7 separate regions of the Mus musculus genome follow, and regions 1, 2, 3, 5, 6 and 7 are each linked to region 4. A link is a loop called in an ENCODE intact Hi-C map of the cell type or tissue named here. Cell type or tissue: gastrocnemius. All regions are shown on one strand. Region 1 has its middle 160 kb from the start of Gm41333. Region 2 has its middle 3.3 kb from the start of Gm22521. Region 3 holds the start of Gm38563 (a long non-coding RNA gene). Region 4 holds the start of Myc (myelocytomatosis oncogene). Region 5 has its middle 51 kb from the start of Gm30113. Region 6 has its middle 120 kb from the start of 4930449C09Rik. Region 7 has its middle 65 kb from the start of 4930449C09Rik.

Region 1 (4,000 bases), 520 kb before region 4:
TTTCTGTCAATTACAACTACATAGAAGCCTTGCATGAACTCCTGGCTAGGGAGCTTCATTTTACACAAGATAAGAAGACTCTAGTGGGGACAATTCTACTTGGAAATATATGTTCAGAAGCCTCTGTTCACTTATTAGGTACAAGAGGGCATTTCTCATAGCAAACTCTGTCAATGTGTCAATTGATAAAATCAGGCCAGGCCGCAGGAAGGGGATTCAGAAAAAGTTGAAACTGAATGGCTTTCTTTCCTCTCAGGAAAAAGGGGAAGTTTCTTTGTATCTCTGTATACAAAACCCATTTGACTTGTTTCCAATATTATCTTCCTTTATATTCTATACACAGAACCAAATTCCCCTCCCAGCTCATGCCAAGCCTGTGTGTTCAAATAATATTAAATATCCAGAATCTTCTTTCACCTCTATCTTATCAAATTAAGTAATGTACATTACATTAGCATTAGTGTGTGATTTAAAATTGTTTTCTTTGTTAACGTTATTCCCCAAATTTTCCACTATAAATATTATAATCAAAAAATGTTAAGTTAATGGCCAACAGACATTTCGTAAAATCTTTGTAACCCAGTTTCTTCCCCTAGTCCCCAGTGAAAACAACCTCCCATTAACCTCTGCCTTCCCAGAATTATCAAGATCTTTCTGTATCTTTAAAGTGATTATTTTAGCTTTTAATTGGAGGTCTTCATGCTTACAGTTCATGTAACTTTCGTATCTTGGTAAATATAGACAACTGCTTCAATTTTAGAAGTGAAGAAAAGTAGACTTGGAAAGGCCCATGATATGTCTGTGTTCATAAATTTAAGCCAGAGGCAAACCCCAACACACATACACACACATACACACCATCTCATCTAGATTGTCTAATCCTTGAGTTGACATAGTGGCCACAGAACTTTTCTCAACAGCTCCACTGAAATCCAAAGGTGGATAGTATAGTCTACCAGAGAGCAGATCAAGTGCTGAGCCTAGGTGTTTCTGGATTATTAATGCTATAGAATGAGCAAAAAATTTGAAAGTAGGGAATCAGTAGTTATAGCACTACTCTGCCAGAGGTAAGTCATCTTATTTGCATTTAACTTTTTGTTTAAACAGAAAAGTAGTTCACAGGTTAAGGAACTATATTTCCTTATCTAGGATAAGAGACTCTAAAACCAAAGTCATTCAGCCAATCAACAATCCCTCCAGCCCAACCTGGATCAGAACACAGACAGTATGACTCCAGCCCAAAGGTAACTTTCTGCTATACTCTCAGAGATATAGTGGCCCAGAGCCTCTATACTCCACTCTACAGACCTCATGTCCTCTTGTGTTGGCGCTGTGTGTAGAATGAGATTGCAGGGTCACTGTAGAAAACTGTAGCTGTCTCTCCATCTAACTCTGGGCATGTGATCATTATCCAACAGTATCAAATGTAAAACAAGGGGTTAGAGAAATTGCTCTGGAGTCAAGAATTCCTGCTGCTCTTGTAGAGGACTAGAGTTTGCTCCCAGCACTTCTATCCAATGGGTTGCAACTACCTGTGACTCCAGTTTCAGGGGACCCTATATTCTCTTCTGGTCTCTGAGGATAACCTCATAGGTAAATGCATTTACACAACACACACACACACACACACACACACACACACACACTAAAATAAAATAATCTTTTTAAAGGCAGACATGTTTTTAATTTATTATTAACCATATTTTGAAAAAGTAAAATGAGACAGGTAAATTTATTTATGATATATTTTACTTAATCCAATATACACAGAGTACCAGTATTGTAGCATCAAGACAAGATAAGAAGTTGTTAATGAAATATTTTAATTCTTATGTAAGTCCATCACACTGTCAACTAGGCACATTGCAAGCCCTCAACATGTAAGTGTTACACAGTCCAGCTTCAGGTATTAGGAGTCCTTCACACTCAAGTATTCCTGTGACCACCTGCTATTGAATACAAACAAATGCTATTGTACAGCCATAACTTATCTGCCTTAGAGATTCAGGAAACATCAACACCTGACAAGCCAGATATATCTAGATCCTCAGCCTGCCTTCTGTGTGCTTGTTGAAACCCTTATAGGATATAGTTAGACTTCAATCTCTGAGGAAAAAATACTTTCTTCTTATTCCACATGTATTCCGATTGTCTTACAGAAAGCACAGGACTCTGCAGGCATTCAATATATATGTAATGAAAAAAATGAATAGTATTTGGACTTTCCCTTGGATTCTCTGATTTCCAGTCCCTACTTTTCCACTAACTAGCCCTGTGATCATGACCTTCTCCCATAAGTCTCCTCTGAATCTAATCTACCTTATTAGTAGCAACAATCTCTAGGCCTGTAGCCCCTGTGACCTCTCATGTGAATAACTCACACATTACACGAACATTTGCTGAGCAGATATGAGCAAACCTCTACTTACTCCAACTAGATCACCAAGGATACACCATAGGAGTGATGCCAACCAAGTCCAGCTGGGGGTAATCAATGAGCTCATTGCTTTTACTTATAGAACTGGATGCAGGGTTATTTGTAGCACTTGGGGTTACCCTCACACGGCTACATTACCACCAAACCCACCTCCATAATTGATGGCAACCTTATCAAACTGCATCATGGATTTCCTCTCATTTAACCTTCAGCTTCCTATATTTACAGGAACATTTTCCTGAGGTCGGTTGCAGATGGGGCAGGCATGCGGAAATATTGGGTAGAATTCCAGGTGAGGATCTTCAAATGGCCCCCTTCCACTATGTGGTGTTAGCAGCTCTATTACCAGTACCATAGACCTATTTCTGATACATAGCTATTACTATACCATTATTAAATAGTTGTTGATGTGTTACTATGCTTAGATTATTACCATGGCTACCTGGCCAAAGTTATCTTTAGTTCAAGATGGTGATGGAATGACTGTGGTAAACCAGAGGGAAACACACACACACACACGGGGGGAGGGGGGGAGAGGGGGAGAGAGACAGAGACAGAGACAGAGATACCCTGAGATGGATACCTGCTGAGTACCTGCTGCCCATAAGCACAGCTTGGCAAGATTTGTTCCTTTCTCCACATCTGAACCTCTATCTAAAAGCCATGGCCTGGGGTCCACAATTACAGAGCATCCTGCTGCATGGCATTTGCTCAGCATATGTAATCACCATGTTGGTGGCATCACCACAGCCACAGGAAATTGAAATTGCCTCTTTCAGGTCTTAATAGGGTGTTTCTCAGCCGTTTCTCATGCAGCTCCTAAGGGGAGGGCATCTCCTCGCCATGCTCAGCTCTTACATTAATAACAGGGGATAGTGACATGCCACTGCGCCCAATGCAGGGACAGCTGCATCTCTGTGAGCTCCACACTGTGTTCAGGAGCAGGCAGATGGGGATAGGATAGAACTGAGAGTATGGGCAAAGTGGCTGTTACACATGAATGGCATTTGCAGCTGAGACTTGCAAAAATATGAGAAAAGGCATTGTGAGCTTAGATTAGTCCCAAGCACTGTGAAAAACCAGGTGCTTTCCTGACAATCTCTGCAACCAAAAACTGCAAAGGAGGAAGCAGGAACTCTGGCAGAGCCTTCAGTGTAGACCAAAATTCTGAGCCAGCTTTCTGAGAATCTCTGTCTCCAGTACTAAAAGCAACAAAGTCCACACCACCCATTGCTGGCTCTCAGAACATCTTTCAGTACTTGTCCTATGTCCCAGACTCATTGGTCTAACTACCACTCCCTGAGGGGGCCATCATCTTTCAAGATGCATTTATTATTACTTATTTCACTTAATTTATTGACTTTACATCCCAACTGTGGTTTTACCTTCCTTCTCTCTTCCCAGTCCTCCCCCATCCCCTCCCACACACAGCCCTCACCCTAATCCACTCCTCCTCTGTTTCTCTTCAAAAAAAGAGGAGGCCTCTGATGGATATTAGCCAGTCCTGGCATATCAAGCTGCAGTTAAGACTAGGTCATCATCTCTTATTGAAGCTAGACAAAG
Region 2 (4,000 bases), 810 kb before region 4:
CACAATTTGAGATCATGGGCATCAGGGCTCGAGTACGTAGACTCAATTGATACATCACAGGAAGATAACACTGATTGCCAGGTGTTATTGAAATGGCAGGACCACATGCATGCTTCTTATTTCTTATGAGGAAATTCATCCTTTAAGATGTTGAATGACTACAGTGGACTAAATCCACAGAAAGATAAATAAAGGTAAATTTAAAAAGTAAAACTATCAGATGAAAACATCTTGAGTTCATCAATAGGATCAAGTTTTCATTTGTGCAAAACAGGAGGACAATCTCGTGAAAAATTACACTTGGTTCATTCATACAGCAGGGACTAGTATGTGCTCTTTTACCACCAATACAGAGTTATATGCACTGCTGGAGTATACTTTTATTTAAAAATTATATTGTTGGTCTCTTAATAACTCACTACTGTGCTTTAATATTTAACATACTTGATAGCATTACATATGTATAATATGTAGGAACACATTAGTGTTAATCAGACTCTTGTAGCTAATCCACAGTGTTGATATTAATCATATGTCTCACTTGGTGTAGTAAATTACTGATCCTACTTGTTTTTGCATATCACTAACAAGCCAGTTTACATGGAAGCATTTGTAAAACTAAGTATCACAGAAATGCAAAAATAGATGATGGATTGTATTAAATGACTAAGAACTTATTAAATAACAGCTTTATGATAGTTATTCTGTGTCACATGGGTAGATAAACGCCATAGCCAACACCTTGTCAGACTTTACAATATAAAATCTATAAAGCAGTCAGTAGACACCAAACACCTAGCCTAAAACTGGGGATACAGTGGAGAATTTCTGACAAGCTTATATCTTTTGTTTGTTTGTTTGTTTGTTTGTTTGTTTGTTTGTTTGAGTCAGGATCTTACTATGTAGCTCTGGTTGTCTTAAAACTCACTAAGTAAACAAAGCTGGCCTCAAACTCACATGCCTCGACTTCCCAAGTGCTGGGATTAAAAGCATGAGCCACTGCAACTAGTCCAACCTCAAAGCTTAAAGGAAGTACCAACCCAAAACCAACTAACAACAAGAAGACCATGATCAGGGGTGAAGGAAGAAGCAATGCAGACAATGTGAACCCCAAGGGCAAAGGTCTTAAACATAAGTGGACTTTGAGAACAATTCTTGGAAAACAAATACTCTTGCTTCTAAACCAGCTCCATTATTGGCAGTGATTCAAATTGGGGAAATAAATTCTTCTGAGCCTCAAGACCCATAGCTCTGATATGTGAAATAGTATTTTTTTTCTTACTAGACTGGTGAGGTTAAGTATAGATTAAGTGAGAGTGATTAGGAAATTTATCTAGAACAGCATAAGCAAAAAGGAGAGTGAATAGACATTTTCCATAGTATGGTAGATTTGGAGACATGACCACTATACAAATACTCCTCTTGTCAGCCCAATGACTCCCAGAAACCTTACCACCACATCAGTCTAAAAATTGGATAAGATATAGGTATAATGCAAGGTAATTCAGAAATGTAGCCCATCACTCCCCATGTAGAATATTTATAGAATGGTTAAAAGATGAAGTGCATTACAAATGTTTCCTAATGTCCAACAATTCATAGCAAGAACAACATTGTTGACTTGGGCTTGTGCATGTGAAAATGTTCTAAAGTTCATGCCAGTGGTAGGGCTACTAGGATCAAGAAGACAGGCACTGTTCAGGTCGTCTCCAGAGGAAGCAGAGAGGAAAAGGCATCTTCAAAGCCATGCTGGTCCTCAGGCACCCAGAAACAGAGCTGGTGTTCTGTGGCACAGTGTAGCTTTCTATTGTAAATATTTCCTCAAAAGGATCACAAGGTTACACACAGAAGGTGGATTGTTATTAACTTTCAGAAGGTATTTCCACCCTGATGTGTGTGTGTGTGTGTGTGTGTGTGGTGTGGGGGTGTACTTGTTGAATGATTCCTGAACAGACAGAATGCTTTTTATTAAAGAACCCTTCAGCTCTTACTCTGGAGAAGACGTTTGGGGCTCCCTGAATTGCTACCCTACTCTTTCATCAGTGGCTGTTTCCTTCTTGGCTCCGTTCCAGGTCCTGGAGAACCACCGATCACCAGTAAAGGGATCCTTTTGATAGGTGGCCAAGGCCAGGACAGAGTTTGTCACAGATGATTTGGTTTTAAAGTATGGTTTATGGATGAATAATAATTTTTTATAAGCACTTCCACCTGACCTGTTCTTTGGTCTGTGAGTGGGAAGTTAAGCAAGAACAGGGGCAATTATAAAGAATAATGAGGAATACATATTTAAGAAGATGATGATGTGTCTAACAGTTACTTCTTATACTCAGTGGACCGCCCTTACTCTGGCCTCATTCAGTCTGGAAACCTCATATCCAACAGTACAAAAACTATTTGCAGTATCCTGGAGACACTGTGCAATGGAATATATCCAAATCTTTGCACAGACTCTTCTGGTAATATTATAATTCTGTCCCTTCACTCACATCTGATTTCAGCTGTGAAGCTTACTCTTTTTCTTCTTCATTAGCAATACTAATAGTGTCTTCTGTGAGCATTCAGAAATGCTAATCTACTAGACTTACTGTGTATTTATTGGTCTGTGTGTCCTTATAAGCATTTAGAGATCCAAAAGTACATAGGGAAACTTCCATGCTTTTTTTTTTTTTTTGTCCAGCAGTTATACTAGAACATTTTAATATAAAAGCTCTACAAACTAGAAAAGAGTCCTACTATGGAGAGTACTTTAACTTTTTCTTAAGATATGAAATAAGATTCCCTTAATAACATTTCCTCTTATGCCTGGCTTCAGATACTGCGATGTAGGCAATCTTCCCCTTGGGTTTTGGTGGGAACATTTGAGCAGCAATGACAGAAACTTCTGGGATTGCTCACCTCTCCTATTTTATACATTTTCTCTCTGTATTAATGAAAATGCTAGGTGATACATTTAGTAAATCCACACAGTGGTATTATTAACATCTCACATATAAGATGAAATTTCCTCTTTTTCTACTTCAACCTAGATGAAGTAGGCAAGCACTTACCATGTATACTGTGAAATGATGACATTAGATAACACAACCTGTTCTGTGAAGCCCTGGGTCTAGATCCGGCATAAAATTAAGAAGAAGCAAAACTGGTTTGTGTGGTTGTCTATCACATACAAACTCCATCAGTTAATGTTTTGTTGCCAAAGTGAACTTCAGAGTGCACACCTCGGCATGCATTATGACATACTGAACACAACCAGACTTGGTCAATTCTCATTTGGTAAGCTATTAGAGCTGACCATGAATTGAAAACTCAACTAGTCCAAGGATGGCCAGTGGATATATATGTGTATGGACACTTATTTTACTGAGACTCTGGTAGGCATCATTAATCCATTGCGAGAGCCTCTCATCACTAAGAGTCATTACAAATACAGGGCACTTATCCAGGAAGGCACAGCAAGTTAAAATGCTGGCAAAGATAAGATCATCTGTCTTTGATTGACTTCAACCTTAAATCCAAAGAATTCAGTGATATTCTAGACAGGAAGTTATAAGGCATTTAGTCACTTCTACGGTGGAACCTAATCTACATAGCTAATTTATTGTATCCTCACTATTTAATCACTAATAAATATAGTTCACAATATAGCGCATATAGTTCATAAAAGTAATTCATATAAAGCAACCTTAGATGTCAAATATTTCAGTCTTTACAACACTATCAATTACAAGTTGTTAACCCTATTTTGTAAATAGGAAAAAAGAGACTGGAAGGCAGAGCTGAAGAGCAGGTGCCTCATAGTTTAGTCTGCTAGGTGTTTTTAAAAATAAGATCGAGATGACATTTAAAAGTCAGGAAATTCTGTGTGAAAATATGGTTTCAACACATTTTATCTGACAGTAATAGGAAGCCTGTTTTTCCATGTGGGGACAATTTGTTGATGCTTCATAGAGACTACACCACTTACATGACTGTATTCAGTGTGTCACAAAGAACAAAGAGT
Region 3 (4,000 bases), 830 kb after region 4:
CACCTATGAATACACAGGGATTTGGGCCCAAAGAATCCAGCAAACATGGTGCCTGGCCTTTGCGTACCACCAGCTACTTGTACGATGGGTGAGATTTGACTAAAGCTCCTCAGACTGATCTTCTACTCAACTTTCCTTCCATAGACTCAGCAGTGTATGAGTGTGTGTGTGTGTGTGTGTGTGTGTGTGTGTGTGTGTGTGTGTGTGTTAACTAAGGGATTTGCATTCTGATTTCTGGGTCCCAGGTGGCCTTGTTTTAGTCTAGACTGCAGTTAATTCAAAACCAGTACCCAAAACGGTACATTTGGAAGGTAACTCAAGAAACCAGGACAGAAAAAAGCAATAGTAAGTGAAAGAGAAATAGCATAAATACAAAGTGTTCCACATAAATCTCACCACAACAGGGAGCAACTGCAGACTCCCCTTCTTCTCCACTGGAGATTTGCCTCAAAATGATCAGTCTGGGAAAGGGAAAACAAGAAGTTTCAACCCTCTTTAGCGGGAACAACCCTTCCTTTTAGCATTGAACTCCCAAACAATCCAAACTTAAAAACTGAACGACTTGTCATGGGTCAGCCATCCAGAACCCATGGCAGCAATAACACCCTGCACAAATGAGGTAGAATTGTTTGTGTACACAGGGGGCATCCTGTGAGGAGCTACAACAGCCGCCCACACCATCCCTCCAGGGCAGATGCCCCGGGGATGAGGTACAGCACCCACATCACCCAGTGACTGATCTCAGATCCCAAACATGACACCCAGGAGACTGGACTTCCCCAATTGGGAGATCAAACCAAAGCTGCTGCGAGGTCTTCCTTAGGGTCCTCTGCCCTCCATCACTGGAAGATGCAAACTCTAGACATGGGTCATCGTAGCATTCCTATTCTATTCATCCCAGTATTCCTACACAGGCAATAATCGTCCCGAAGGCGATAGTCTCCTGAAGACCAAAGTCATGATGAGAAATGGTTTAAGAGGCGTGGGTGTGAAGTCTAAATGAAGCGAATGGGCTAGGAAAAACAAAATTCCCAGAATGCAAAGCAAACCCCAACAATACTAATAGGCAGCAGAGAACAAGTCACAGCCATGACTCTAGGGCCTTTGCTTAAGCAGACTGGCTGCTACTGCCGAAGTCGGAGCAGAGGAAAGATTTTCCTGGTTGGAGGAACAGGGAGGGAACGCAGCTCTTCTCAGGGATTCAAGGAAACATTCATTAAGAAGGGCAGCAGGATACCCGAGAGCTGTGCCTTTGGTTGTCCCAGAGAAATGAAAGCTGAGAAGCACAGCTCCCCGCTTGTGAGGTGAAGTAGCTTAGCAATTGAAAGACAGCGAGCCATCCGCCCGGAGCAATTATGTTTTCATTATTATTCCCAAGCTGCTGTGTCACAAATCACATTTTCCGTCCCGGGGCATGTCGGTGCACAGCTGCTGATTGCAGGTCCCATCCCTGCACCAGCTGACTGCTCCAGCCTGGCCCTGGGAGCAGCAAGCTGGTGGCTCATTAACCGCAATACCTGCTCACTGACAGCAAACCCAGCGGAACAGATGCCGCGGATTTAAGGACGTTCTCCCCCATTAGAAATGAATACCAAGTTAGGTGCTTTTTCTCCTTTTTCTTCTTCTTCTTCTTCTTTTTTTTTTTTTTTTTTTTTTTTTACTATCAAACTCCTGTTGGGATTTTTCGGGAAAGACCGTGAAGCTCTTGTAGATTTTCCTGTCGATCTGCGTTACAGCTCAGCTGAGACTATTAAAGATGGGCACAGCTTTGATTCGCAGGCACAACTACAAACACACCCAAGCGCCCCTAGCTTTAAAACTGGGAATTTAAATTGCCCAAGCTTTCGATAGTTAGAAGGCCACCATGCTTGTGCTGCCATCGTGTGGCTGATTCCGGAACTGCATCGGAATCGGACCACCAAATTCGACTCGACAAGGACTAATTTGGGCTTCCTCTGCTTTCTCCTCTCTAGTCCTCACTGTCTGCCCCCTGCTCTTTTGAAACAGCTTCTGCTTTGAAGTAGTCTAGTAAAGAAGAAGAAGAAAAGTGGGAGAGAAGTCAATTAGCTAGGTCCCACTGTTTGCAAGTCGGTGTTCATGGGGCTTAGCGTACCTTTCAGTGGTTAATCCTCACAAAAGCCCTCTGTGGCAAAAGCTGTTATTGACAAACAGTCCTCAAAAGAAGCTCACTCCGGATCCAACATTCTTGATCCCTCCATTAGGTGAATTCAAAGTCAAAACTGAGTTCTCTAGAACTTGCAGACTGCGTTTAAAGGCACAAGGTTAATTAAAATGTAGTTCACCTTTTAAGTTAAAAATAAATGTCCTTTAAGCTAAAAAACATTATTTTAGAAACTTAATGTATTACTACCACATCTTTAAGGTCTGATCTGTTGTCTCTAATCTGTAATTTATAGGTTAATGATTTTCATTCTGTAGATAATAGTTTATAAATAAAACAGGTACAAATATTTTTCTCATGATCTCACACTTCTTTGTGGGCCTTCTGTTTCACTCAGAATTTTGAGAACTATTACTACTGAATGTGAATATAATCGAGGCTGGAAATCTTATGTCATCTTTCACAGTCTTGGTTTCCTGCATTGTTTAGAATGGTCCCTTAAGGGGCTAGAGAAGTGGCTCCCTGGTTAGCAGTGCTTACTATTTTGCAGTTTGGAAGACCAGGTGCAGTTCCCAGCACCCACGGAGTGGCCCCCAATCCTCTGGAACTCCAGTTCCAGGTTATCTGATCCCACTTCTGACTGCATTCACCTAAAATCATTTGCTATGAGATTGTGGGTCCTGGTTATGTCAGAAGCAACACTCATAAAATCTCAGTGTGAGCTGAACAGGGACAAAATAGACGTGTTAATGGGGATGGGAGGAGGACCAGGGGGCCTCAACCCTACCCAAAGACCTACCGGTAACTGAGGGATGCTGAGACTGGGAGAAACAGTCTTCTACAGGAAGATATATCAATTAGATATCCAGTAGTATCAAATAGCCCTAAAAGCATGCATACAGGTAGCATTAAACAGACTGAGCAGGCATTAGTTCTCCTGATCCATGGGAGAAGAGTCATTTACATACGGCTCTGTTATTCCCCTAAGGAGGTCTATGGTCTACCCTCTAGGAGGAATCTCCCTGGCCTTGACTGAGGGTCTCAAGCAGCACAGACAAAGTTGCCAAAAGATTACCCCTGTTGTCAAGACATGGTTATTCTCAGTTACATGGCGAAGGTTAAAGGGCGGGGAGAATCCCAAAAGGTATTAACTATATCCCTTAATACTGATGTCATACAAAGAAACTTACTGATTGCTTTTTATATGCCAAGGCTTGGAACTAGATAAAAAATAAATGAATAAAGATTTCTCCTATGTTTTCAAAAAGCCATATTTGAGGTGAGGGAGTGGGTGGATAGGTGAACTAGTAGAAAAAAAGAAACAAAGGCCTGGCCACAATATTCTAATGGCCTCCAGTGATGTAGAGTGGAATCTGTTTAGGTGGCTCAAGGATGTGGTTAAGAGGGGTGGATGCTTGGTGAGGGTCTCATCCAACTCAGACAGATAAAGGTGTGTGATAACTCTTTGGTGTGTCCTGTCTGTGCTCCCAAGTATGCAAGCTGACCCGGTCCCCCCAAAACAATCGAGTCAGATGCCACAGAGGTGGAGGAGTCTCTGGTAGAAAGGACGCATGGAAGACTAGAGGGAAGAAGTTGCTTATAGACATCCCACTCTTCTTTTCTGTACTCAAGTGATGACACAGGCAAACACTCGAGGCAGAATTTCCCAAGGACAACACACTCCCTGTCCCAGGAAACAGGAGCTCACACCCTGAATAAAGGTTCTGCTTCATGCTGCTGCGCCACCCTGTCCCGCCTCCTTCCTGACACAAGGGTGCAGTTTGTTTGAAAGCTGATCTCCACTGGAGGCTTCAAGGAAGGGGACACAACACTGCCAAAGATCCTGCCTGTTCTGTTTCAGCTGTAGCTGACGTTTTG
Region 4 (4,000 bases):
CCAGCCTTCAAACAGCTCGAGGAGCTCTTTTCAGGAGAGCTGATCGCGGGCAGAGGCAGAGAACACTGTCCCCAAATAGACAAAAATTCCCTCCCCGGAGCCTGGGGAGTCCTGTCCTGGCTCGCAGATTGTAAGTTCCAGTGAGAAGTGTCTGCCCGCTGCAATGGGCAAAGTTTCCCAGCGGCGGCGAGGGTTGCGGCCGCTGATGTTGGGTCAGTCGCAGGGTTGGGGAGAGTGGGCGGCAGGCTCGGAGGCAAAGCCCCTCTCACTCCAGAGCTGCCTTCTTAGGTCGCCCCGGAGCGCGGCTCTGCACACACGGCTCTTCCAACCGTCCGCTCACTCCCTCTGTCTCTCGCTGGAATTACTACAGCGAGTCAGAAAAAAACGCCCGAAAAGCTTCTTTTATACTGCGACTCAGGATCCCTCCCCTCCCTTCTTTTTCCCGCCAAGCGTCGGCGAAGCCCTGCCCTTCAGGAGGCAGGAGGGGAGCTGAGTGAGGCGAGTCGGACCCGGCAGCTGAGAGCAGCGCAGCCCAGGGGTCCTCGGCCGCGCAGACCCCCGGAATATAAAGGGCGGGTGGGCGGGGATTAGCCAGAGAATCTCTCTTTCTCCCTTCCCCACCTCTCTCTATTTTTTTTTCCTCCTCTCGCTTCCCCGCCCTCTGCTTTGGGAACTCGGGAGGGGGGCTAGTGGGGAGCCGGGGAAAGAGGAGGAGGAGCCTCAGCCCCGCAGCCCAGTACTCCGGCTCCGGGGTGTAAACAGTAATAGCGCAGCATGAATTAACTGCGCGCCCGACCATTTTCTCTTGCTCGCGCGCTAGTCCTTTCCCTTTCTGTACGGTTGTTCGGGCGCAGCGCTCGGCTGAACTGTGTTCTTGCCCTGCGTATATCAGTCACCGCAGGTGGAACAGCTGCCTCGCTCCACACAATACGCCATGTACCCTGGACCGCGTCACGCACGTCCCGGGCGGCCAGGCGTCTCTCTAAGGCTGGGGAAAACAGAATTTAGAAAGGGGGAAGGACGAACGAATGAGTTATCTAGGAGCCCCCGCTCAGTGTGTGGAGTGATAGAGGGTGATCAACCGCAGATGAGGTCTATGCAGGAAAAACGATGTCTGGAATTTTATTAAAATTGCTCAGCAACTCACTGCCACGTATACTTGGAGAGCCACTTAGGGATAAACAGCCACTCCATCTCGCGGGGAAGGCATTGTGTATTTTGCCTTTGGTCGTACAGTTATGTTGACTGGGCACATTCTTTCCAGAACGACCCCCCCCCCCAATTTGCTGCCAAAAGGCAGATTCCCCCCCCCCCCCACACACACACTCCAGCACCTCCGGTTCGGACTTCCACCCGGCGGGTGGTGTGGAGGCGGCTCTTTCCCCTGTAGGTCTCCCTGCGCAGTCCAGTAAAGTGGCGGCGGGTGCGCTCTACCCGGCTCCTCCGGGAGGAGTCTCTGCCGGTCTACACCCCATACACCTCCACACAGTTCCAGGGCCACAGTCGGTTTTCACAAGAGGCAAATCCTCTTTGCCCCTGTGGAGCCAGTTTGCAGCAGACTCTGGTTTAGGAGCTGGGGTGGGGAAAATCAAGGCGCTAGACGCGAGAATATGCCATGAATTGGGGGGTTGGGGAAAACCCGGACTTCCCAGAAAGGGGGAGGAGTGAATTGCCAACCCAGATCTGGGGAGCCTGCAGAGACCCTAGAATAAAGAAAACCGTTAACCCCTTCCTCCCAGGACAAACCCAAGCTTTCCCCTTTTATTACTGGAATCGTAATTATGCACTTAAAAAAAAAAGTCGGCCCTGATCAGATCAAAGTAACGTTACATTTTTGCCTTCGTATGTGTGTGTTAAGCTAATTAAAAGCTGATTTTAATTTATACATTAATTTCCCAGTTTCCTTTTTCCTGAATACTACGCTGTGCATTCTGTACAATCCCCAAACGTATACATACACACTTTATATATACACGATAATCTAGCTTATTAACCAACCAGAAACATGAGTCTTTTGCTCTGTGCATTGGTTCTAGATTTATTATATAATGCATATTCCCTCGGGATTTGCTTATCCTACACTTTAAAACCCAAAGAAGTCTTCTTATTCCGGACTCCTCGCCCCAAGGCACTTAAAGAAACCTCTCTCACTGCTACCCGGTTTAAAAAAAAAAAAAAAAAAAAAAAAGAAAGAAAAGAAAATACAGTAGCGTGTATAAGGTGCTCATTGTTCAAAGTTGTTATTAGCCACTGAGTTTGCAATTTAGGATTCAGCTGTTGAATGATAGTATCTTCCTTCATCGAGCTCATTGCACAATTCAGCTTTAAGGATTGCAAAATGACTACAGCCTCTAGGATTTTGCCTCAAACACCAAGAGCCACCAATCCCTAGTCTGCGTTTTGCTGCAGAGACTCTTTCCCCGCCCCCTCACCCCCCACCACCCGGGTTGTGGCTCTCGGATTTGTGAAAGTAAAGTAAGTGTGCCCTCTACTGGCCACAGAGACCACAGCGTTGCGAAGCCAACGAGGGCGGAGGTCGGATGGGGGCAGGGCTGCAGGGTTTCCAGGTTCTGGGAAGATGCTTCCTTGCCTAAGACAAGCTTCCGGTCATCCTTTAAATGACTCTTTTAGGCTGCAAAGGAGGCAAAGGAAGAGAAATTACTAGAGAAAAAAATGGTTCAGAGGTGGCTATTCAGTTGCAAAGAGGGGGAGTAGATGAACCCATCCCTACTTTCTGACAGTCACCCAAAACAGAGCCCTAGTTGTGGATGGGGAAAATGAATGAGTCACAGGTATACAAGTGAAGGAGATCTAACAGAAACGGAAAGGCAATAGAACAAGTTTTAGCACCCATGTCTCACACCTTTGTCGTGTTGTAAGCTGGACGTGTCAAAGCAGAGCATTGAATTTTACTGGGCAAAAGGAGTCAGAATGCAAGGCAGGAGCATTAGCTTATTATTGCCTTGTTTTATTATTATTATTATTATTATCATTATTATCATTATTATTATTTTGGGGTTTTTTTTTTGAGAGAGATTCTCACGACTATTCTTTGCTAGCCTGAAACTCACACAGTTTTATTAGTTTTGTATAACTGTTTTTCCTCTTCCTCTTCTTTATAAAAGATCTTATGCATCCCAGCACATATCCCACCACACCTGGCCTTATGCCTCGATAAATGAGAATGGAATCCCGGGTGGGGAGGGCATGCTATGTGAGCCCTCTAGCAACTAAACTGAATCTTGAGCCTCCAAATTTTGCTTTTATGTTCTTAAGGATGCTCACCCTCAGCCCGACTGCTTACGAATTGGGTGGTTGAACTATATTAGTGAAGAGAAAGAGTGAGATTCCTTTGCCAAAATATTTTAGAGAGCCATTTTATTAAAAGGTTGGAATTTTAGGTAGGCGTGGTGATGAATGCCTTGAATCCCAATCATCTGGGATGGAGAAGCTAGAGGATCAGGTCACGCTACTGTACAGAAGCTCCAGGGACAAGCAGATTAATAAATGGCGTGTCATGAAACAGATAATCCTTTGTAGAAAAGACCGTCACCAAGTACACATCTGAGAGAGAGATAATATTCAAATATAAATAAAGAACTGAAAAAGGGGAGGGAGAGGGGGGAGAGAGGGGGAGCGGGAGAGAGAGAGAGCAAACAAATCACTCAATTAAATGGGATACAAGCTGGTGGATAGATCTCTTGAGTTCAAGGCCTTAGACCATCCAGGTTGGTCTCAAACTCAGAGATCTGCCTGCCTCTGTCTTTCGAGTGCTGGGATTAAAGGCCTGCGTCACTATTGCCCGGCAATACTTTTTTTTTTTTTTTTTAAAACGTTGAAAATTTAAACCCAAATAACTGCATAAGGGTGGGTATAATAGAAAGGGAATTTGTACCAACCTACACAGTGGTCTCAGCATCATGCCTCAAGCATCATCAGATGCTTGACTGCATCTGAGCAACAGGCAAGGTATTCAACATCCACGGAAGGGGGGATAGCC
Region 5 (4,000 bases), 920 kb before region 4:
ATTGCCCAAGCCCCTGGCCACATAGATGGCTCTCTTGTACCATGACAGTCCTTAAGTATCGTTTTGGATATTCATCATTTCCACAGTTGATTCGTGAGTTTCTTATCCATTTAGCTCTTGATGTCTCCCTAAACTGACCTGTGCCAGAATGTCTTCACTTTCCATCTTCATTCTGGCTCTTTGAATGGAAGAGGGATTGCCTGTTCCTGCTTCATGTTACTATTAAGCATCCTTTCTTGAACATCTATTTCTTCTCAACTTCTGATTGCCCTTACCCAGGTTCATTCACAGTCAGTTTCAAACACATCATTCCTACCCTTGGAACTGTAAGGATCTGCATGGTGTATCCAAGAAAGCAAGGATTACAATGAGACAGGGGAAAGAAAGATGCCTATGCTAAGCTTGTCCTTAGCATAGGTCATTACACTGTGTTCTGCAACTCAGTTCTTCATAGATGTCAGGGAACTTATAAAACATTAGTTCTGATCTCATGGAGACAACATAAGCATTAAGTGAGATGACAGTGATACAATAATTGTTCTCAAGTGGGTGTCTGCTCTGTGATAACCTACAACTTGCTTTTTTCTTAGTGATAAATGCTGTAAATGTTACAAGCCAAGGCCACAGACAACCCTAGAATTTCTTTCCCTCTCCATCATGACCACTTTCCCACTGGAAGTACTATTTCTATCCAGGAAAAAAATAATCTAGCTTCAGAGATCAGACATTCGTGTTTCCTGATTGTGGGTGGACTTCCAGGGGCAAAGGGTCAGCCTGTTTTACTGTCTCCACTGCCCTTTCTCATGTTCATTCAGTTTCTCAATCATGGGAATCCTTTTTTCTCCCTTCTATAGACTGAGTTCCACTTGTTATGGCTTTAAGGTTGCAAACATATGTAGCTGTCATAGTCCAGATTTTCAACTGTGGCTCAGTCTGTTGTCTTGTACTCTATTTTTACATGTCTTCTTTATGCTTCCTACATGTTAATTGCCTTCTTCACAAAATGGGATTAGAACATGTATTTTGCATTATAATGGCAACGCACACGAAATGCTTCATGCATAAGACACAATGTAGGATTATAATCTGAAATAAAATTGATGCCGAGCTAGGTTCTTTAGCTTTGTAAATCTTTTATCACTAGCATGCTGATTGATTCATAAAAATATTTTGTCAGGTTATTTTTTCCTTAAGCAATAAAACATTCTTCAGGATGATTACATCAATAATCCTGTATCAGTGAACTATTAGTGTAGGCAAATGATGATGATGTAGAGGAAGAGGAGGACTAGAAGGAGAAGGAAGAAGAGGAGAAGGGAAGAGAAGGAGGCTGTTTATCAGATGTAGGCTTTAGTGAGCTCCACCTTGAAGAAACTGTGTTCCCCTGTGCAGTTTTAACCCTGACCTTGCAGACTTAAGTCATCGTCTCTGCATTCGGGTACAGGTGTGTCATACACGTGTCCTTCCTGTCATAACGTAAGAAATTAATATGTGTGAGCTCCCTTTCCCTCACGACATGGTCTTTTGAAAACAATTCATTTGTACTCATCATTCTGTGGGATGTGTGCTCTTTTAAGCAATGTTGGTGGATGAAAGGCGCCTCAGATGGGATTCCTAATACAATGCACGGCCTAAAGCACGGATATCCCACCACCCCCACCATCCTGCTTCTCCCTATAATCCCAGATTTGTTTCTCATTTAGAAAAAATCGCTTCAACATTCAAAAGGAAACGGGGTCTTCCGAGGGAAGTCAAGTCTCTTTATACTTTGCCAGAAAACTTTCCCACAAAGAGGAAATTCTACAAATACTCAGATGACATCATTGAGAAAAGGCTCTTGTTCCCCCAGGGTCCAGCCTCCCTGGAAGATGACAAGGGTTAGGAATAGACAAACCTTGGCCACTTGTCGGATTTGGCAAGAGGCAGTCAACAGCTGGTCCAGCGGGTTAATTAGCCCTGCTCTCTGCTCCCGTCCAGCCTTTACTGGCAAAGGCAGAGGCAAGACGCTCTGGCCCACTTGCTTTTCTCTTTCTATTAACAAAGCCCAGTGCCATCGGATTACCTTGGCCTCCAGCCAGGCCTGCGTGCCCTTTGCCTGCCTGTGAGTTGCCATGGCGATGGTGATGTGCCTTTTGCCAACGAAGCAGCTGGCAGATGGGTAGCAGATTACCTGCCAAGCAGATTTACTAGCTCCAAAGTGCAGACCTCTCTTGAACAAGTGAAAGGGGTGGGGGCGGGGTGGGGTTTGTTTTCCACTCTCAGGAAATAAGAAGGGAGCATTTTCTACACCTTTTACCCCATTGGTTCTATTTTAATTTTCAAACAAAAGATGATTATTTGTCATCTGTCCAGATGCCCATCTGCTAAGTACATAGGCCTATCTGGTGTATTTTTTTTTAAGACAGTCAATAAACAATTTATTCTTTGCCTTTTCTGTAACACACATGCCACCGCCCTCAGCATCCTGAGTCAGGATGCAACGCTTTTTCAGGGATGATAGCTCCCAGGAAGTGAAAGCAATTACCATCTAGACAGAAAGGAGTGCCCACAGCAACAGAACTGTGAAAACTTGGAAACGGAAGAGTGTTGGTTGTACTTCCCAAGGAGGATATATCCAGGAAGTCTGGCTTCCTGAACTTTAGGGTGTCTGCTTGCATCTCAAATAATGATTAAGGATTAATTGTGTCCAGTTAGCTTTTATCCATGTTCAGCATAGTTTTAACTTTCAAAGACACACACACTATTGAGGCTGCCATCCCAAATTCAGAGGAAGGAGTACAGTGGGTGGCAAGGGTGTAGAATAGCATGAATCTAAGATCTATGTCTGGGAAAGAGTCAGAAGAAGTAAACTGGTAAGTTTCTGTGCTTCTTCCAGTCTTCCTGGGTGTGCTAGAGGGATACACTTCCCAGATGATTGGACACTAGTAAAGGTTATGTCATTAATCATCAGAGGAAGGCAAATCAAAACCACCAGGAGTTGTTTCCTCGACCCAGTCAAGAATGGCCATTACGAAAAAGACCAAAGATAACTAGTGCTGTGTGTAGAGAAAAGGAAACCCTTGCACACTGCTGGTGGGAATGCAAATCAGTCCAGCCATATGGAAAACAGTATGGAGGTTCCTCGAAAAAATTAAAAATAGAACCACCATATGATCTAGCAATACTAGCTCTGGGTACATATCCAAAAGAAATTAAATCAGTATGTTGAAAAGATGTGTACTGTCCCACGCTTACTCCAGCACTATTGACAATAGCTGAGAAGTGAAAACAACACACACATCCATCAACAGATGAGTAGATGAAGGAAGTGTGATACATAGGTATGATGAAATATTATTTGGCTATAAGAGAAGATGTTTTCCTGTCATTTGTAACACTATGGGTAGAACATGGAAGTGATACTATCAAATGAACTAAGTCAAGTACCATTTCTGATCTGTCTCATACATAGAGGTCTAAAAGAATCGATCTCATAGAAAGTTACAATAAAATGCCGGTTCCTGTAGGCTTGGGAAGATGGGGAAGGGGAAGATTGAAAAGTTGATCATACAAGTGTAATAAATTATACTATAATAAGAGGTAGACATTCAGTAGAGTGAGTATGAATAACAATTGGCAACTGCATAATGCAAAAATCAGTTAAGTTTCCACCATGAGAAGTGATGAGTTCAAACAATTAGATATGTTCATCTCAACTTACAAATTGCAGATGGAGTATATGTGTCAAAAACATCGCACCGAACTTCCGCTAGAGTTTTAATTGTCAACCTGACACAACCTAGATTCTTTTAGGAAAGCAGCCTCAACTGAAGGATTTCCCAGAACAGATTCACTTGTGAGTACCCATGTCTGTTGGGGATTGTCTTATTAATTGAGTAGGAGGGCACATCCCATTTGGGATATAACATTCCCTGGCCGAATGGCCCTATGCTGTATTAGAAGATTAGCTAACTCCCAGTCTAGCAGTGAGTCATCAACCATTGTCCATTCATGGTTTATG
Region 6 (4,000 bases), 1.6 Mb before region 4:
GCATCTTATGGTTATTTATGGAAAGGCCCGTCTGTCTTAACCGACACTCTGCATCACTTCTGACAGATCCCTTGTGCAACACATGACAAATGACTTGCAATGATGTGCTTGGACGGAAGCATGTAACTTTAAAATTTTCATTGATCACCAACTAACTGCATTTAGAGTCTCACACATTACAAATGAAAGACTTCATGGATATGCTTTTGTCAGTAATACTTAAAATTGACTGGCAGATTGATGAAACATTTGACCCTTTGATTTATCCAAAATTTCAACCCAAATCTACTATCTTGATTCTTGGCTCTAGAAAATGTGGGAGATTATGAGATAGATAGAATTTTTCGCTGGCCTCCAGAAGCAGAAAGTCCATGTGTATAGATAGGTTTTTTTTTTTTATATCAAAACTTAACAAAATTTAAAAAAAGATGGAAAAGAATACATTGAGTGAGGGAAGCTCTAAGAAAAGGGTACCAAAGGTGCAGTGACCACACAGAGAATGAGTAGAAAGGCAACTGCAAATTCACTTTCAGTTTGTTATTACTTAATCCTCAATGTCTACTCAGGGGTGCCATTTTGGGGCATTTCTCATAGTCTCCTAACTATGTAAGATGCATGAGGACAGTGGCTGTGAATATCATGGCATCACTGTCTCCTTGATGCCTAACCACAGCTCATTCAGAATTCACACTTGCTAACTGACTGTGCATACAAGTGTAAACTAACTGTGAATGCAATGGTAAGTGATAGCATGAATATGGACAGGCTATACATTGGTGAAATGTTTAGGATTCTGGCCTACAGACTTGCTTCTGGAAAAGAGATTTTCTTTTTTAGTTTAAATGCCCTGAATTGTATGTAGCCACATTGGCACCTTTCAAAAGGTAAAGGATTCTTAGACTGTAAGCGTATATACAGTCAGAAAAACTTTCTCCAGCCTCACTGGATTTATAGGGTGAGAAGAGTTATGTGAATCTAGGCCAGAGGCCAAAGTTCCTCATTTCTTCCATCACTGGCAAATTAGGGCCTCAACAAGATATGAATACGTCTGACTTATAAAAATCTGCCCTTGAAATACCAACAGCCCAGAGTCTCTGCTTGCTCTGTTTTCTTCCCACAAGGTCCATGGCATCTGGCTGCTTCAGGCACAGGTCAGTCTCTTGATACAGGTACTTCCAGTATTACTCCACAAAGTCTGTCTCTGCTACTTTCTAGCTGTGTGGCCTCAGCTGGCTGGCGTTACCCTTTAGTGACAAGATGAAGCAGTGAGGACTTCTGATGTCCACCTCAGCTTGAGTGTCAAGAAAACTGAGATCTAATTCAGAGAGAAACCTTAGCTGGCATTGTGATTTATTAGTGGACACATCTGCGAGAGGAAATTTCTCCATCCTTCTAGAAAGCGAGTCTCATTTTCACGTTAGAGCACCAAGGGCAGAGGCTGTATTTTTCTCTGCCCCTATGATGCTTGGACAGTCAAACCCTCAACGAATGTCCTTTAGAGAGGGAGCTTTGTCTGTCTTAAGGTGCCAAGGTCTTGTCTACCGAAGACCCTGTAGGGACTGTCTGTCCCCTGGTGTCCTCTAGATGGCAAGCTCAGTCCAACTTTGGAGTAGTCAGTGCCTCAGGCTGGGCAATACCCTGTCACAGAGTCCTTTATTGGGAATCCAGTTTCATCCAACGCACAATCTTCAGAATGGCTTCAAGGCTCTGCAAATTTTAGGTATGCAGGTTGGATTCCTTCCTTTGCAGGGAGATGATGGGTGTGGCTCTATAAATCTCCCACCTCCCTGATAGAGATATCTGGTAAGAGACAGATTGGATGAAAGACATTGATGACAGCCTCATATGGACTTTCTCAGTTAAATCTCACCACAGCCTACAAAATAACTGGTGGAACTATTTTTCCTCTAGCAGTCACATTCATGTACGTGATCAAACAGCTATTTCTGCACAGCTGGCTTGCTATGCCACACTCACAAAGGTGTAAGTCTCTTGCCCCAGACAATTTCTGTCTTCTTAGTGTTTTACTCAAGAAGAGCAAAGGTCAAAAAAAAAAAAATCAAGGGGGACTATGATCATCTTAATTAATTTTTTTTAACATGTGAGATAATATGGAGGGGATAGTCAGCTTGAGTCAGTGGGGCTGCACTAGTCTGAGCAGTGAGGACCAGAGCCTGAAAGTTTTAACAGAATGGGGTTTTATGTGTCAATGGAATTCTGTCTCAGCTTCCAGAGAGTCTGGTTCACAAGACACAGTCCACGGCAGACATTATAGATGCTTTCTGGCTTGCGAAATGCTTGTCTGCAATTTCTCCAGAAGCAGACTACTACTCTCTTTCTCTCTCCCACATAGTTGAGAGTTGGCTCGTCCTTTCTGGAGAAAAGTAACTGGGGAAACCCATCAATCTTATATTTATACCATTCAATATACATTCATATCCATTTAGATCTATTTAACCTTAATTTCTCTTAAAATATTCCTTATACCCTTTTACATATTTTAAATCCATTCTGACAATGTGCATCTTCAGAACATTAGTTTACAATATATATCTTACTTTCTTTTTGTTTCAGTCTATGCTTTTCCTTGATATTTTATCTAATTCTTTCTTTTGCTTCAAGGATTCTGGAATTCTGAGCTCAGGTCCTCCTGTATATGCAGCAAGCATTTTACTCATTGAGCCATTTCTCCAGCCCTTCTATTTGAAAATTGTATTACTTTTTTCTCTTATGAAATTGTTTATTTTGTTATACATTTTATTTTATGTATGGAATAAAGATACCAATGCTTGGGCCATTTGATAAGCAGGATTTGTAAATTGTTCCCTAAAATTTCTTCTACATATCCATCAAATATATATTCTATGTATAAACCCTCCCTCGTAGTGTAAGCTCTAGTTGTATTGGGGATACCACCCTATAAATGGTTATTCTACTTAACAATCAGGATAAGATAGCTACTTTGTATGGCAAAAATCTTGTATAGCAGACTGAATAGAGATTCTCTTGCTGACTTTGGAGAAATAAGATGTCAATTTGTGAGAGTGCCACATGGAAGGTCAAGGTGTGGTCTCAAAGAGATGAGCAGCCAAGTAGAAGATTGAGCCTTGTAATCTACAACCATGAGCCAGAATGAATTTGGAAGAAGAATCAAACTCCACATAAGGGCCACCCATGCCTCTCAAAATTTTACCCAGAATTGCTCCTGTCTAAAGGAAATACAGGGACAAAGAGTGGAACAGAGACAGAAGTAAAGGCCATCCAGAGACTGCCCTACCTAGAGATCCATCTCATATGTAGCCACCAAACCCAGGCACTATTGCAGATGCCAAGAAGTGCTTGCTGACAGCAGCCTGATATGGTTGTCTCCTGAGAGGCTCTGCCAGAACCTTACTGATACAGATGGGGATGTTTACAGCCAACCATCGAACTGAGCATGGGGACCCTAATGGAGGGGTTAAGGGAAGGACTAAAGGAGCTGAAGGGGTTTGCAACACTATAGGAAGAACAACAATGTCAACCAACCAGACTCCCCAGAGCTCCCAGGAGCTAAACCACCAACCAAAGAGTACACATGGTGGGACCCATGACTTCAGCTGTATATGTAGCAGAGGATGGCCTTATCTGGAATCAATGGGAGGGGAGGCCCTTGGTCCTGTGAAGGTTTGATGCTCCAGGGTAGGGAAATGCTAGAGCAGTGAGGTGGGAGTGGGTGGGTGAGTAGGGGATCACTCTCATAGAAGCAGAGGGGAGGGGGCTGGGGATTAGGGGTTTCCAGAGGGGAAATTGGGAAGAGGGATAATGTTTACAATGTAAATAAATAAAATAACCAATACAAAATTAAAAGAAAAAAGAAAAAAATTGCACAGCCTCACTGACTTCAGCCTTGTGAGATACTGATCAGAGAACCTAGTTATGCTTCACACAAATTTGTCTTCAGAAGCTATGATATAACTGTTACTCCACATCTGATTCCAGAAGTTTGTTGACTAGGGCATGA
Region 7 (4,000 bases), 1.7 Mb before region 4:
TGTGAAAGACCCATGACAGTGCCTGGCTTTGTAGCTGGGCTCTGACTTACCAGCTTTTTGACCTTGGAAGTTCATTTAACCTATTGAGCATCAGTTTCCTCTGCTGTGAACTATGGGGTAATGACAGCTGTCTTACCAGGATTGTATGACAAACCGGAACTAGTTGCATCTAACATTGTGCACACTTTACTGATGACAGTTTTGGGTCTGAGACATTTGCTATCTTGCTCAAGATCACAACATAAGTGAACAGTAGACTTGAGGTTGAATCTTGATGTTCAAATTGCAAGAATGGTGCCTTTTCTATTTCTTTCAAATTCACTTTTAAAACTGAACTGATCAATGCATGTCTTCTCCTAAGATACGCATCAGTACGTTCCCTTGTTCTAGTACCAGTATCTGATAGCTTTAGACTCCCTGGAGTCTATGTATTCTGAACTTTCATGATGTCTAAACCCATCACAACAGAGTGACATTTTCTTTCACGTAGTACCCAGCTATCACAGAGCAGAGTCCATGCAAACCGCCTGCCAACAATTTGATATTGAACAGTCTGGATTTGAGAAAAGTGTGGGACTGTGGCATGCCAGCTCTTGAATGTCTCCCTTTGGTCTTCCTGACTTTTCCTTTTCTCCCAGCAATTCACCCTTTGAAACTCTATGTTCTTGATGTTGAAGGGATGGCAAGTTTAGCTATCATCTGACCTGGAAAGATGACCCTTAGGCAGAAAGATGACCTCAGGAAGATTAGGGAAATAGCTGTCTCCCACTGTGGACTCAGACTATTAGACATGAAAACCCATTGTTTCCCACCAATCCCAGACCCCCCTTGAGAAGAGCCACGTGTGTGTAATCATAGGTTCTCATATTAATTCCCCTGGGACCACAACATTCCCAGTTGGTGTACACGTAGTGCCACTACATCCTTGGACTGACAGGTACTTTGGTTCCATTTTCTGGTCTAATTCTCTGGCTGATATTTGGGTCCATCTTTCTACGATCCTCTCAACTGTTCTAACGACACAAAGTTCCATTTTGGGAGTTGTACCAGGCCACCTTGGGAAAACAAAATCTGTCTCCATTTCTCAATTGCCATTTGAGGGTCCAGCGGAAAGAACACAAATTTGAACAAACAGTATTTCATTGTATATTCAACAGAGAAACACACTCTTGTATGTCAACATTACGAGGAAGGCTGAGGATAGCTTTATAGTTTCTCTGAGGAAACGATCGTTCAGTTGGTACAAACGCTTATAGGACTTTTTATCTTACTCTTCATAGCCACTGGTCCCTGAAGAGAAGCTCTTTTATCACACTGGATTTCTCTGTTTCCCACTTGAGAACCTTAACCCCTTGGAGTAGGATCTATGCGCTTTGTAATCCAGAAGTTTTTATTCGGATACCATACTCATTTCTATCCTGGCACATGTTAGCAAGAGAAGAGTAAAAATTGTTAATTCATGGGAGAAAATAACAGCATTAATGAATGTATAGATTTACAAAGACACACATATACCATACTCATTTCTATCCTGGTACATGTTAGCAAGAGAAGAGTAAAAATTGTTAATTCATGGAGAAAATAACAACATTAATGAATGTATAGATTTACAAAGACACACATATACCATACTCATTTCTATCCTGGTACATGTTAGCAAGAGAAGAGTAAAAATTGTTAATTCATGGAGAAAATAACAGCATTAATGAATGTATAGATTTACAAAGACACACATATACCATACTCATTTCTATCCTGGTACATGTTAGCAAGAGAAGAGTAAAAATTGTTAATTCATGGGAGAAAATAACAGCATTAACGAATGTATAGATTTACAAAGGCACACATCATTGGATTGCTTTTGAACCCCATTCTCACTCCCCAGTCCTGTGCACCTAGGAGATACAGCATATAGCTTAGGTTGTTATGTATGCAAGGGGATTTAGAAGAGATCCTTTGGAGGAATGTCATATTTTAAAGATGGAGCTACTTTAAAAAAAAAAAGAGTCTCTCTGACCTTGAGTAAGCAACTTTATACACCATCTTACATGGCTGGTTTTAAATTGTCTGTTAGAGGCCACAATGGTAGCTGTTCTGCCAGGCCCTGAGACTGTTCAAGGGATGAAGCGAGATAATGCAGGTGAAGTCTTAAGTACTGGCTTAAGGGCAGCTGTGTGCGTAGTGTTTGAAAAATGTGCGCACTGGGAGCAGGAGGCTTGATTTCAAGCCTCCAGGCTGCACATCTTGAAGCTGAACTATGTTCAGGGTGAATCAAACAATTCCAAATACTGGCAGCAGGGGGCGCTCTTGCACTTTCCTTAGATTGTCCTAATCGGCTAAGAGGAGGAAACAACTTTTTGTCTCCATTTTCTAATTTAGTTCTTGGGTCCATTTGGGTGTGGAGGACAACATTGTGTCCGTTCACTGGGATGGTCCAGCCCATGAATTTCCAAAATGGCAGCAGTCTGATCTAGATTGATTTTGTTTTTATCTGTGCTTTGTGTAGGTGCCACAGACAATCTGGGTCCCTGGTCTGGCATGTAGGACAGATAGGTGCTGACCCTGTGACCTAAATTTCACAAGAAGAGTCCAGGTCAACAAAGAGTTTGATAGTTCGAGGGGCCAAACTGTCTTCTGGCTTGTTCATGATCGACCTGTGGTAGCATGGTGTGTAGCAGTAGCGGGGATATTCTGCTGTACTGTCAGGAATGAAGATGAGATGTGGAATGTGGGTCCTAGGGGGTACATCTTAAAAGCCCTAGCTAGTGTGGATGGGTCGTTATGGGACGGCATCAATGAGTAAATGAGTCCATGTTGCATCATTGCCATCTTATCATGGACACTGGAAGCCTTGAAGATAAATGAGAAAGGTGTGAGACACATATGGCATATATGGGTTTACAGAAACTCAGCTCAGGCCTCACACTCTGGTATGCTTTGTGCTGGTCTTTGATGTGTGTGTGTGTGTCAGAGTGGGGGTTAGGGGTTTCTACACCATACCCCTTTTGTTGATACTGACAATATAAAACCAAGAGGACAGTATAAGTAATTTTCCCAATGCAACTGACCAAGTTTTTTAAAAATGTGTATCATATACATATGTGTCTATATATGGCATATATGTATATATCATATATAAAATATATTTTAGACATAGTGCCAAAAGTGTGTGTGTATATACATACATATATATATATATATATATATATATATATACACATGTATATATATGTATATACACACACACACACACACACACACACATATATATATATATATATATATATATATATTCATTCAATTCTTGGATTGCAACCAATTAAGCCATTAAAGCGAGGTAAGTTGTTCCTTTAATCTGTGAATTTCATGTGAGTTTTACTAATGTCCCAATCACAAATCATGCCAAAATGAGGAGCTGAGTCCCACATTAAACTTGAGTTTCGTTAGCCTCCTTAAGCTCAGAAAAGCTTCCTGTCTTTTGCGACAATACTACCTTGGAAGGACACAGATTGAGGTATGTTGTAGACTCTTCCTCAAGCCAGTTTTCCCCACGATGCCTTGTGATCAGATTCAACTCCCGCATTTCTAGCCCCAGCATCGTGGAAGGGCTACTGTGTCTTTTCAAGCACTATGGTGGATACACATAATGCCAGCTTCCCTCATTACTGGTGATGTGAGCTATTTGCCTAAGGTCCTTTCTGCCAGGCTTCTCTGCTGCCAAGGCTCTGAATTTCCCTTTGTAGCTAATGCGTAGCCCTATTGGCAGACTCTTCCCGTGGCTGACTTCTGCCTCCCGTCACACAGCAGTACCTTGTTTGTTCTCACCTTGATGTTTCTTATATGCATTGATGATGGTGAACAGCCCAGCAAGTGCGCCTGTTTCTTCCCTTCCTCCCACTTTTGTTCTCAGTTGTACATGGCAAGGAAAACCAATTCCTTCTTTCATATTTCTCCCAGAAAAAAAATCCTCTTTATAAGAGTTCACATCCTTGAGCACACA

Evidence for each region. A loop is a pair of places that touch in the nucleus more often than their neighbours do. Peaks named below come from ENCODE experiments on the same cell type or tissue, not always from the same donor. Only the 100,000 strongest peaks of a DNase experiment are listed, where the experiment ranks them.
Region 1: it touches region 4 in a loop (2.5-fold over the local background); 2 of 42 quality-filtered maps call a loop at or near these places.
Region 2: it touches region 4 in a loop (4-fold over the local background); 20 of 42 quality-filtered maps call a loop at or near these places.
Region 3: a loop joins it to region 4, with 3 times the contacts of the local background. A loop is called at or near these places in 23 of 42 quality-filtered maps.
Region 5: it touches region 4 in a loop (2.2-fold over the local background); 7 of 42 quality-filtered maps call a loop at or near these places.
Region 6: it touches region 4 in a loop (5-fold over the local background); 16 of 42 quality-filtered maps call a loop at or near these places.
Region 7: a loop joins it to region 4, with 16 times the contacts of the local background. A loop is called at or near these places in 26 of 42 quality-filtered maps.

The regions. Positions count from the first base shown.
Region 1 is chr15:62,503,408-62,507,407 of GRCm38, reverse strand. No RefSeq gene overlaps it. Among named protein-coding and RNA genes, the nearest start is that of Gm41333, 160 kb to the left of the region's middle. In gastrocnemius, no CTCF peak of the experiment used is centred here; no DNase peak of the experiment used is centred here.
Region 2 is chr15:62,787,925-62,791,924 of GRCm38, reverse strand. No RefSeq gene overlaps it. Among named protein-coding and RNA genes, the nearest start is that of Gm22521, 3.3 kb to the left of the region's middle. In gastrocnemius, no CTCF peak of the experiment used is centred here; a DNase peak (open chromatin) is centred at 2,070.
Region 3 is chr15:61,155,587-61,159,586 of GRCm38, reverse strand. It overlaps Gm38563 (a long non-coding RNA gene), which reads right to left and starts at 2,430. Exons shown (of 3, transcript XR_875374.2): 1 at 397-2,430. RefSeq lists an enhancer at 856-1,950. In gastrocnemius, a CTCF peak has its summit at 1,866 (motif pointing left); DNase peaks (open chromatin) are centred at 1,454 and 1,873; H3K4me3 peaks cover 861 bases; H3K27ac peaks cover 750 bases.
Region 4 is chr15:61,981,926-61,985,925 of GRCm38, reverse strand. Myc (myelocytomatosis oncogene) reads right to left here and starts at 585. Exons shown (of 3, transcript NM_001177352.1): 1 at 1-585. In gastrocnemius, CTCF peaks have their summits at 344, 1,446 and 2,496 (motif pointing left); DNase peaks (open chromatin) are centred at 414, 741, 1,434 and 2,464; H3K4me3 peaks cover 2,496 bases; H3K27ac peaks cover 2,406 bases.
Region 5 is chr15:62,901,262-62,905,261 of GRCm38, reverse strand. No RefSeq gene overlaps it. Among named protein-coding and RNA genes, the nearest start is that of Gm30113, 51 kb to the left of the region's middle. RefSeq lists an enhancer at 1,362-2,568. In gastrocnemius, no CTCF peak of the experiment used is centred here; a DNase peak (open chromatin) is centred at 2,075; H3K4me3 peaks cover 374 bases.
Region 6 is chr15:63,599,340-63,603,339 of GRCm38, reverse strand. No RefSeq gene overlaps it. Among named protein-coding and RNA genes, the nearest start is that of 4930449C09Rik, 120 kb to the left of the region's middle. In gastrocnemius, a CTCF peak has its summit at 1,578; a DNase peak (open chromatin) is centred at 1,594.
Region 7 is chr15:63,651,028-63,655,027 of GRCm38, reverse strand. No RefSeq gene overlaps it. Among named protein-coding and RNA genes, the nearest start is that of 4930449C09Rik, 65 kb to the left of the region's middle. In gastrocnemius, a CTCF peak has its summit at 2,291 (motif pointing right); a DNase peak (open chromatin) is centred at 2,297.